Regions from separate parts of the Homo sapiens genome. Here region 2 is linked to region 1. A link is a loop called in an ENCODE intact Hi-C map of the cell type or tissue named here. Cell type or tissue: PC-9. All regions are shown on one strand. Links, peaks and the distances in the headings refer to the core of each region. The heading gives the core; the rest is flanking DNA. Region 1 overlaps TMCC1 (transmembrane and coiled-coil domain family 1). Region 2 overlaps TMCC1-DT (TMCC1 divergent transcript).

Region 1 (5,384 bases), core at 53-5,052:
TTACTAAAAGTTGAGTCACTGTTTTTAACATATTTTATAAAAATGCTATGAATATGCAAGCTCTGGAAAGTTTCCTAGGCCAGTACAGCAGTGTAAATAAATAGGTGAAACCTTCTTAAGGAAATCCCTACTTCGGTCATTATTTCCCCTTCTCAGAATCCCTTCTCAATAATGTCCTTCGCTTAATGTGTTTCCATTGCTGTCTACCCAAGTGAGTAGCTCCAAGTGAAGATAGTTGCCCAAGACCATCTGCCTAACTCTGGAATAATCAGAAGCATTCCAAAGCCTATAGAGCACAGTCTCTCTCTCTTCACCCACATAATTGTACCATGACTGACACATTATTTTTTCATTGCCCACATGCACTTAGCCCAGGAAGCCATTGTAGCAGAGCTTGGATCTGAACTCCACCTCAGCCTTTGACTAGTGACTAGGTATTGAGTTTTACCATTGTGCATTCAGCTATGAGTGAGATCATGTATTTGGGGAAGGCAGGAGACAAGGTTTAGAAATTTTTTTAAGTGATGAGACCTGTGCCAACTTCAGATTCTTGTCCAGTTAGTTTCTTCATCCCATGTTTTGTTAGTGGCAGCTGGGTTCACAGTACTTCAGAAGTAGAAGGGACCCTTAGATATCTAGATTAATCTTATTTACAGTTGAGAACACTGAAGCTCAGAAAGATAAAGTGACTTTTGCCAGGTCACACAGTAAAATGGTTTTACATATATTTAATTTGCTGCTAGAAACTGAGGATTAGTTTTGTTCCTGTAGTGAGTGTAAATATATTAATAGGCTACCAAAAGGAAAAGTTCAGCTGTGGCAAAATGTACTGAAAATAAGAGAGAGCTAGGAAAACATTAATTGAGAATTTTGCTGGTTTCTTTGGTAGTTTTTTTCTTAGGGGATCTGGCCTGGAATCCTACTGAGCTACTGTAGCCTGTATAAAGCAGTGTCATGTAGGGCAGGCTAAAAACCCCCCAGGTGTTGATGAGCATTAATGCCATTTTGAAAGCTTGTATTTGAAGGGGATTACTGTCCATTGGAAATCGGCTTCTGAGAAAGTTTGTATTAAACCCGGGGATATTTTAAATTGCACTGAGTCATAAGAGCAAAAATACAGGAGACAGTCACCCTGAGCAGTTGTCACATGCAGTAGAACAGTTAGTAACTAGGCTGACCCAATTAGGCACAGGCTGTTAGAGTTCTAACTAAACAAATGGTTGTTTAAATATAATTTTAGTTGATTTGACCATCATTGGACATAACCCAATGATGTATGCTCAGATGTATGCTCAGAGGTACCTGTTTTAGCCCCTTTATTCTATGTGTGAGACCTGTCAACTGAAAAGTGATCTGAGAATCTCCAGACGATATGTAGGCTAGATTTGGACAATAAGTTTGAAATAGAAACTGAGGGTACTGAATCAAATTAGCCCTTCATTTATGAGAGAAGCAAAATCCCAATTAGGAAATATGACGTATACAATCTTCCATAAAAGAGATTTATGGGTGAGCTCATCCCAGTTTAGCGTTTAGCCGCTAAAGAGGAATGGAGGGGATTAATTAATTAACCCTTATTCCTTGGAGTGGACAAACTTGAATTTGCTTGCCAGCTCTGAGTAGATTACATAACTCATCTGAGCCTCAGTTTCTCCCTCTGTAAAAATGTAATGATATTTATTGTACATGGTTGTTGAAGTTATTAAAGGAGATAACATATATGGAAGTACCTAGTGTGATGTTTGGTTTAGAGTAGGAGCTCAACAAATGCTCCCTCCTCCTCCATTTTTTCTAGGGGAATACAAAGATCTGGGTTGTGCCAGAATGTTAGAAAGCTGTCATTACCAAGTCTGCAAGTTGCCCAGAAAGCCCCTCTAGTTTTTATTTATTTCCTGTATTATTTAGATATTTACTGTTTTCTTGTCATTAAGATAATTCATTGCCTACCCTTGAAATATTGTGGGGGACTGATATCTTTTTCCCTTTTCAGCTGAAGGCTAGTTCAGTGTTTTTTAGCTTCTTTTCAGGCTTCAACACAAAAAAGGTAACAAAAGGTAAGGAGAAAAAAATCCACTCTCCCCAATTCAGCTAGGAACCTATTCAAACTCCCACCGCAAGTCATACTCCCTACCCCAACTGTGTCTCTCTACTCTGGTCAAACACTGGCAGAAGCTATTTTGGGTCTCTGGTATGCATTTGGGAAATAGTCCATTCTTCTCCCATAGTTGCCTGTGGGTGTTTTTCCTGGGACCTAGTTCTTCCTGTTTCTCTCAATACCTGCTCCACAAGTTTCTTCAGCTATCCTGTGCTAGTGACCTATTGCCGAACTAGGGAAGCACCATTGGTTCTCAGAGATGGCTCCAAACTTTTGAGCCACACCCAAAGAGGAATGCTTCAGGTCAAAGCATTCCCAGGCTGTGTACTCACCCAGGCTCCCATTCATCAGTAATTTGACACAAAAGGCCCCTGGCTCATCTCTGATCTAGGAAGTTGACTACTGTGTTGACCTAGTGACCAAAACACTTTCAAGTTTAGTATTTATTTATGAATTATTTACCTACGACAAAATCTTGATGTGTTTAATACTTTGTAGATAGAACAGGTTTTGCTTCCAGTGGGGGATGAATTTCATCTACCAAAATATGATACTTGCTTTTAGAAAAAATAATCTTACAGTGCAAAGGCTTTCTGTTTGCTGATAGTTAAGCTCATGCCATATTTAAGTGTCCAGGTTCTCTTTGGGTTGTAACAATTTAGGAAGGACCTTGAGTAAAAATCCTTAAAATAAGATTATTAATCTCATGCTACTTGTAATCCAAGCGGAGGTGCGTGAACATCATTTGCCAGCCAAAATCACACATAGTCATGTGCTGAATAATGACATTTTGATCAACAACATATAAGACAGTTGTTTCATAAGTTTATAATGCTGTTTTTGTTTTGTTTTGTTTTTTTGAGATGGAGTCTCACTCTTGCCCAGGCTGGAGTGCAGTGGTACAGTCTCGGCTCACTGAAACCTCTGCCTCACGGTTTCAAGCAATTGTCGTGCCTCAGCTTCCAAGCAGCTGGGATTACAGGCATGCACTACCAAGCCTGTAATGCCATATTTTTAGTGTGCCTTTTCTATGTTTAGATATGTCTAGATACACAAACACTATTGTATTACAGCTGTCTGCAGTTGCCTATGGTACAGTAACTTGCTGTACAGCTTTGTAGCCTAGGAACAATTGACTGTACCATACAGCCTAAGTGTATCATAGGCTGTACTATCTAGATTTGTGTAAGTACACTGTATGGTGTTCACATAGTGATAAAATAACGTAACAACTCATTTCTCAAGATGTGTCCCCATCATTAAGTGAGGCATGACTGTTCTTGTATGATTAAGAACCTCCCACCCACCCACCATCTCCTCTGCCCCGATTTGTGTCTGGAGAGTTCTATTTAGCATCCTGTAAAGGGGTTAAAATTCCTTAAAGCAGAGTTCTAGGTTTAAAAAAAACCCAAGACTTTCACATATGAAAGTCTATAAAACATGTATCTTCCCTTTTTCTCCCCTACTGTTTGGCTTGGTGTTAATATTTAATGAGAAGATAGAGGTATTTGTACCTGGTTTCTCCATTTTAGAATTTAGACAGGAAGTAAACACTAGAAAATAAAGTGTGCTAAGAAGATTATAATATTAGTAATGGGGATAGTGGGAAGTCAGTGGGAACTAGAATACAGGTTTTTTTTTCCTTTCGTTATTTGCATTTCATTAACAATACAGAATTTTTTTGTCTTCTCTTTGAGACAAGGTCTTACTCTGTCACCCAGGCTGGAGTGCAGTGGCACAGTCTCAGCTCACTGCACCTCTGCCTTCCATGCTGAAGCAGTCCTCTCACCTCAGCCTCCCAAGTAGCTGGGATTACAGGCACATGCCACCACACCAACCTGATTTTTTTTGTATTTTTAGTAGAGACAGGGTTTCACCATGTTGCCCAAGCTGGTCTGAAACTCCTGGGGTCAAGCAATTTGCCCAGTCAAAAAGTTTTTAAAAAGACAATAATCTAATAACAGGCACAAGCCAATTGGTTCAGATCCTTATTAAACCTCACTACTAACTAGGGAGTCACTGCATCCTTCTGGGACTCCTGTTTTTGTTTGTGGGTTTTTCTGTTTGTTTGAGACAGGTTCTTGCTCTGTCACCCAGACTGGAGGGTAGTGACACAGTCTCGGCTCACTGCAGCCTTGACCTCTCGGGCTCAAGTGATCCTCCCACCTCAGCCTCCTGAGTAGCTGGGACTGCAGGTGCATGCCACTATGCCCAGCTAATTTTTGTATTTTTTGTAAAGACAGGGTTTTGCTATTTTGCCCAGATTGGTCTCCATGTTTGTCTGTTTCATCTGCTGAGATCATTCTACTTACCCAAATGCTGCTTTGCTATTTAGCTGCTTGCTAACAAAGCATTATCTCTGTGAACAATAGTTACATTTTCTTATTTGGGAAGACTCAGCTTGAGAAGAACTTGCTGTTAATTTCCCATGTAACTGTGAATAAATTGTTCAACCTCTAAAGGACTTTATTTTCTGTAAGAGCATGGTGAGGATTAGCAGTTTCTATATAACTCTTTTTGGAGATTTGAAAAAATTAGATAAAATTTACTTGAGCTGGGCACAATGGCACAGGTCTGTAGTCCCAGCTACTCAGGAGGCTGAGATGGGAGGATCACTTGAGCCCAGGAGTTTGAGGCTGCAGTGCACCATGATTATGCCTCTGAATAACCACTGTACTCCAGCATGGACAACATAGTGAGACTCTGTCTCTAAAATAAAAAAATAAAAATTACTTGAGACACCTTTCCTCACACACATACATAGGTAGATAGTTTCACCAGTACAAAGGAAAGTTTGGAAATGGCCAGTGCATGGAACTATTTGAATTATCTGGCAAACTTGAGCCAGGGAAATGGCAGGAACCTAGATGTATGAAATAAGAAGTAAAAGAGGCTTGTATCTAGGATTGAGGAGGATGGAGTGTGTGCCCAGTAAACCCATTTCTGTGATGTCATAGGAAAAACATCATAAATATACTGAAAACAGTGAAAATGTCAAAATATATAAAATTGGGAAAGTGGACATAAAGAAATGAAGACTTAAGGCCATGGACAGTGGCTCATGCCTGTAATCCCAGCACTTTGGGAGGCCAAGGCAGGAAGATCACTTCAATCCAGGAATTCAAGACCAGCCTGGGTAACATGGCGAAACCCCGTCTCTACAGAAAATACAAAAACAAAATTAACCGGGCGTGGTGGCACATGCCTGTAGTCCCAGCTGCTTGGGAGGCTGAGGTGGAAGGGTCACTAGAGCCTAGGAGATTGAGACCACAATGAGCCACGATCACGC
Region 2 (5,384 bases), core at 69-5,068, 250 kb before region 1:
TCACTAGTATATGATAGTTTTCTATACAACAGTTGTTTGTCTTACTTTCATGGAAATAAAATTCTTTATGGCAGTTTCAATGCTTCCTTGCTCCCACATATGATGATTACTAGATGTAACAGTCTTTTTTGGTCACTCTAGACCTTAATTCGTTTCTACTAACTTTTATTTGGTGAAGCTACATTCTTTCCTGGTTACCCATATTAGCAAAGTGAAATACACACTGAGAGACACAAAGTATTTGGAAATGTGATAAATTATTGCTGCAGGCCTGCTGCAGTGGCTCACACCTATAATCCCAGCATTTTGGAAGGTTGAGGCAGGAGGATTGCTTGAGTCCAGGAGTTTGAGACCAGCCTGGGCAACATAGTAAGACTCTGTCTCTATGAAAATAAATAAATAGGGTGGGCGCGGTGGCTCACGCATGTAATCCCAGCACTTTGGGAGGCCGAGATGGGCGGATCACGAGGTCAGGAGATTGAGACCATCCTGTCTAACGTGGTGAAACTCCGTCTCTACTAAAAATACAAAAAAAAAAAAAATTTAGCCGGGCGTGGTGGCGGGCGCCTGTAGTCCCAGCTACTCAGGAGGCTGAGGCAGGAGAATGGTGTGAACCCAGGAGGTGCAGGTTGCAGTGAGCCGAGATGGCGCCACTGCACTCCAGCCTGGGTGACAGAGAGAGACTCTGTCTCAAAAAAATAAATAAATAAATAAATAAATAAATAAATATACAATTATTGCTGCAAAGACATTGCAATACTTCAGCAGAAGTTACTCCAGATCTTAACAAACAACGTTTTTAGTTTCTCTCTGTTCATTTCCCATCAATATCATCATTAACTGAAATTAGTCAATTTCAGTTATAAATTTTTAATAGCTGTTGAAGTTCATATTTCCTGTAATTCTTCAAGTTACATATGTCATCTAGTCCAGTGATTTTCAAACTGTGATATGCAAATGAATTGCCTGGGGGTCATGTCAAAATGAAGACTCTGACTGAGCTGATCTGGAGTGGGGCTGAGATTCTGCACACCTAAAGAGCTCCCAGGTGATGCTGATGCTGCTGTTCCAGGAGCACATTTTAAATAGTAAGGATCTTGATTAGAAGACTGAAAAGGGCATTATTTTCTTTCAGTATTGTAAACTTTTATTTTTAGGGTGATATTGCACTTTCTGGCCAGGCGCGGTGGCTCACGCCTGTAATCCCAGCACTTTGTGAGGCCAAGGCAGGCGGATCACCTGAGGTCGGGAGTTTGAGACCATCCTGGCTAACATGGTGAAACCCCATCTCTACTAAAAGCACAAAAATTAGCTGGGCGTGGTGGTGGGCCCCTGCAGTCCCAGCGACTCGGGAGGCTGAGGCAGGAGAATTGCTTGAATCTGGGAGGTGGAGGTTGCAGTGAGCCGAGATCACACCACTGTACTCCAGCCTGGGTGACAGAGAGAGACTCCATCCAAAAAAAAAAAAGAAAAAGAAAAAACAATGACATTGCAGTTTCCAATGTAGAATAAAAAAGAAATTGATTTTAAAATTTAGTTTTGGAACATAGATGGGCTGAGGGATTTGCAATTGAAATCCCCTTTTTCTAATATTCTCTATGCAGGAGAAATTGAAAGGAATGTCAAGAGACTCTGCAATTTATTTTAAACTCAGTAATCTATCTTTTTGTAAGCATTATCACTTAGCTTTCCTTTGAAGAATTTCTTAGGCCAGGCGCAATGGCTCATGCCTGTAGTCCCAGCACTTTTAGGAGGACAAGGCAGGAGGATTGCTTGAGGCCAAGAGCTTGAGATCTTGTCCCCAAAAATATATATTTTTTAAGAAAGGTAAAAAATGAATTTCTTAATCCCTCTGAGGTTTTTGAGAGCATTATGTACATTAAAATTTTTTGACATTGCATTTTGATTTTTCTCTGTCATTTTGTTTAAACCATCAGTTTTACTTAAAGCATCATACCAGGTCAGTACTTAGCTAATAAATTTAGACATATGTTTGAAAGTAGAACTTTTGCTGGTATTTTAGAATGTGTATTCTTTATTAACCATCATCACAAAAAAGAGCATTGCATGCTGTTTGTAATTGTGTTTTTACTGGTGAGACACAGTAGAGACAGAGCCTGGCTTTGGTTCACCCCCATTAGAGCATTCCCACACATCACAAAACCCACACCATTACCTCGCTGCTAATAGTCTTTTTACTTAAAGAATTCCAGGAACTGGCTTTAGGAGCTAACCAAGGTTGCAGAGTGTCCCACCTCAGAAAGGAATGCTGCTGGACAATTGATTTATAGTCTTGTTGTCACAGGCCAGACTACCAGGTGGCCCATTACTCAAGATAACCATCACAACTGGATATGCTGACCTGCTACCCTACCCCTCACATTGTTTGCCTTGCCCAGCCTGTGTACACTCTACTTCTGATGTCAGTTCTGTACTTTGCCTAATAAAAAAGTCCTACCTGTTCTTTTATAGGTGGAGTCTGTCAGGGAATACTCTCTCTCTCTCTCTCTCTGTCTCTCTCTATCTCTCTTTCTCTCTCGTTCTGCCTCCCTTATGGCTGGACAAAAGCTCCAGTGAAGCTTTGAGAAAACTCTTTTGGCCTCATGTCAATGTTCTATTGCATTGAGAGCCCAAGAACCCATGGTCAGTTGACACGGGCATGGCAGTCTCAACTCGATTTTCCTGTCACACGTTTAACAGTGGTTTCAAATTTATATCCAGTGTGTTTTCAATATACCCAAACATTTAACTGAAGCTTTTGGTAGATGTATAGTTCTTTTTTTTTTTCTTTCTTTCCCCAAGATGGAGTCTGCTCTGTTGCTCAGGCTGGAGTGTTGCAGTGAGCTGAGATCGTGCCACTTCACTCCAACCTGAGCAACAGAGCAAGATCCTGTCTCAAAAAAAAAAAAAAAAAAAAGCAAGCAAGCAAGCAAGCAAGCTTTAAGGTGGGCATAGTGGTATGTGTCTGTAATCCCAACTACTCAGGAGGCTGAGGAAGGAAGATTGCTTGAGGACAGGGGTTCAAGACCAGCCCAGGCAACATGGTTAGATCTCCCCCTCATCTCAAATAATAATAATGATGCTTTAGAAAAGGAATATAGAATGATACAGAATATACCATTCTATATTTTATGGTGTATATATACATATATATATTTTTTATTCAAGGATTTCCTATTGCACCATGTTGTCATATTTCTAGCTTCTTGAATTATTTTTGTCTGGTTCAGTTTTTGTAAGTAGTTTACTAAAATTTAAAAATAATCTTTCTCCAGTTGTGACAAAAATCTCCCAAAAATGTTCACATATAGAAGTATTTGAGTTTAGAAAATCACAACTCTAACCATAATCATCTGCACTATATGCCTCGCATCAGGTAATGTGTCTAAAATAATAAGTAACATTTAGCATTTCTGACCTTATCCCAAAGTATTTTAATAGTATCTGTTAATGTTTTAATTAATGGGTTTTGTATTGCATCTCCTGGATAACAAAGTAGAGTAGATTTTTGGTGATAACATTTGATTTCTGATAAATATTCTGCATTGATATTACCAAATGTTGCCAAATTAATATTCTGATTTTTATACTGCTGAGACTAGCTCAGTCGTGGAGACCCTAACCCAGCAGCACTAGAGGAATTAAAGAAACACACACACACACACACACACACACACACACACAGAACTATAGAGTGTGGAGTGGGAAATCCAGGGGGCTGACAGCCTTCAGATCTGAGAGCCCCAAACAGAGTTTAACCCACATATTTACTGACAGCAAGCCAGTGATAACCATTGTTTCTATAGATTACAGATTAACTAAAAGCATTCCTTACAGGAAACAAAGGGATGGGCCAAAACAAAAGGATGGGTTGGGCTAGTTATCTGCAGCAGGAACATGTCCTTAATGCATAGATCACTCATGCTATTGTCTGTGGCTTAGGAACGCCTTAAGCAGTTTTCTGCCCTGGGTGGGCCAGGTGTTCCTTGCCCTCATTACAGTAAACCCACAACCTTCAGGGTGGGTGTCATAGCCATCACGAACATGTCACAGTGCTGCAGAGATTTTGTTTATGGTCAGTTTTGGGGCCAGTTTATGGCCAGATTTGGGGGCCTGTTCCCAACATGTTCCCCCTTTTTGTTTTTGCAAGATGATAAATGCAAAGGTGGCTTTATCATGGTGAGCTACTTCTTGCAGGAGTCGGGAGCTGCAGACTATACAAAGACAAACAACACAGATTAAAAGCACCATCATCATTGAAATCACAGAGCTTCCAAGTGTTTTTATCTATTTTAATGGGTTACTACCTGCTAATCTGTCTACACTCCTTCAAGCACTCCTATTTCTGGCATTAAGGTCAGGTGTGCCTGGGATGCTTTAAATATTTGTTCTTTTAATTTTGCAATATCCAAAGACAAGTTTGTAGAGTGTCCTTCTAGATGCTTTTTTACTCTCTCCCAAATTTTGATCTTATTAAGAGCCATTAATAGTTTCCACAAATCCTTATGTTAAGCTCCTAGAGCGGGCCATATCATTTGAGGTTGAGGTGCCACTATACCACCATGTTTTCAAATAATAGGAACTCTTGCCATACTTCTTACCATTTCTACCATTTGACCATTTTGTTCAGACCAGCTGAACATAGTGTGGCTGTGGCACACAGACTGACAGGTGCAATTCAAGCTAAACATCCCCTTAGGGGACCAATCAATAATGATTCCACGGGAATTGTTGCACAGCACCTCTGCCTGTTTTGCAATGCAATCTTCCCAAACAAATACATTCATTATTTCTAGCCAGGTCCAATTCTGTTTACAAATAGGTTTTTGAGGGCAGTATACCTCAATTACAGGAGCAGATTTATTATGGTAAATACGGAGACCAGAAAGCATGTGTAACTGTGTCATAGAGTGATTACATCCAGGCATTATTGCCAGCCAAGATTGATAAATACGCCCAATAAGTATAATTGTCCTCTGTGCCAGCCCTTGTTGAAGGAATACTCATGGCAATGGTGATCACCACTATCATAGCTATCATTAAATTACTCATTGTGACTGGTTGTCCCACTTTCCTTAGGTTTTCTTCTGCCATCTGTGACAGCTTCTTGATCTGTCCCCAGGTAGGTGGCTGCGTTCGATGGGTGTTGCTCGTGACAGTTGGGGTCCCCCTCAGCGTCAGTCTCAACATGGCTGCAACCAGGGGATCCTCGGGATCCTCCCAGAATCTATTCCTCAGCATCAGGCTCATGATAAGGTTTCAGGTGCCTCGATGATATCCAAATTGGCAGTTGATTTGGTCCTGGAGAAACACAAGGATAACCTCTACCCCAAGTTATTATTCTACCCATTTCCCAACTTTTTATCATTGGCTCTCTCCACCAA

Evidence for each region. Hi-C counts contacts between places; a loop is a spot of excess contacts. Peaks named below come from ENCODE experiments on the same cell type or tissue, not always from the same donor. Only the 100,000 strongest peaks of a DNase experiment are listed, where the experiment ranks them.
Region 2: a loop joins it to region 1, with 10 times the contacts of the local background. A loop is called at or near these places in 3 of 110 quality-filtered maps.

Annotation. Positions count from the first base shown.
Region 1 is chr3:129,660,207-129,665,590 of GRCh38, reverse strand. All of the region lies in intron 5 of TMCC1 (transmembrane and coiled-coil domain family 1), which reads left to right. Among named protein-coding and RNA genes, the nearest start is that of PLXND1, 56 kb to the right of the region's middle. In PC-9, for the core only: no CTCF peak of the experiment used is centred there; DNase peaks (open chromatin) are centred at 360, 1,030 and 2,300; H3K4me3 peaks cover 1,974 bases; H3K27ac peaks cover 4,836 bases.
Region 2 is chr3:129,905,544-129,910,927 of GRCh38, reverse strand. It overlaps TMCC1-DT (TMCC1 divergent transcript), which reads right to left. Exons shown (of 3, transcript NR_037893.1): 3 at 2,016-5,301. Among named protein-coding and RNA genes, the nearest start is that of TMCC1-DT, 14 kb to the right of the region's middle. RefSeq lists silencers at 3,835-4,035, 4,145-4,345. In PC-9, for the core only: no CTCF peak of the experiment used is centred there; a DNase peak (open chromatin) is centred at 2,347; H3K4me3 peaks cover 516 bases; H3K27ac peaks cover 1,578 bases.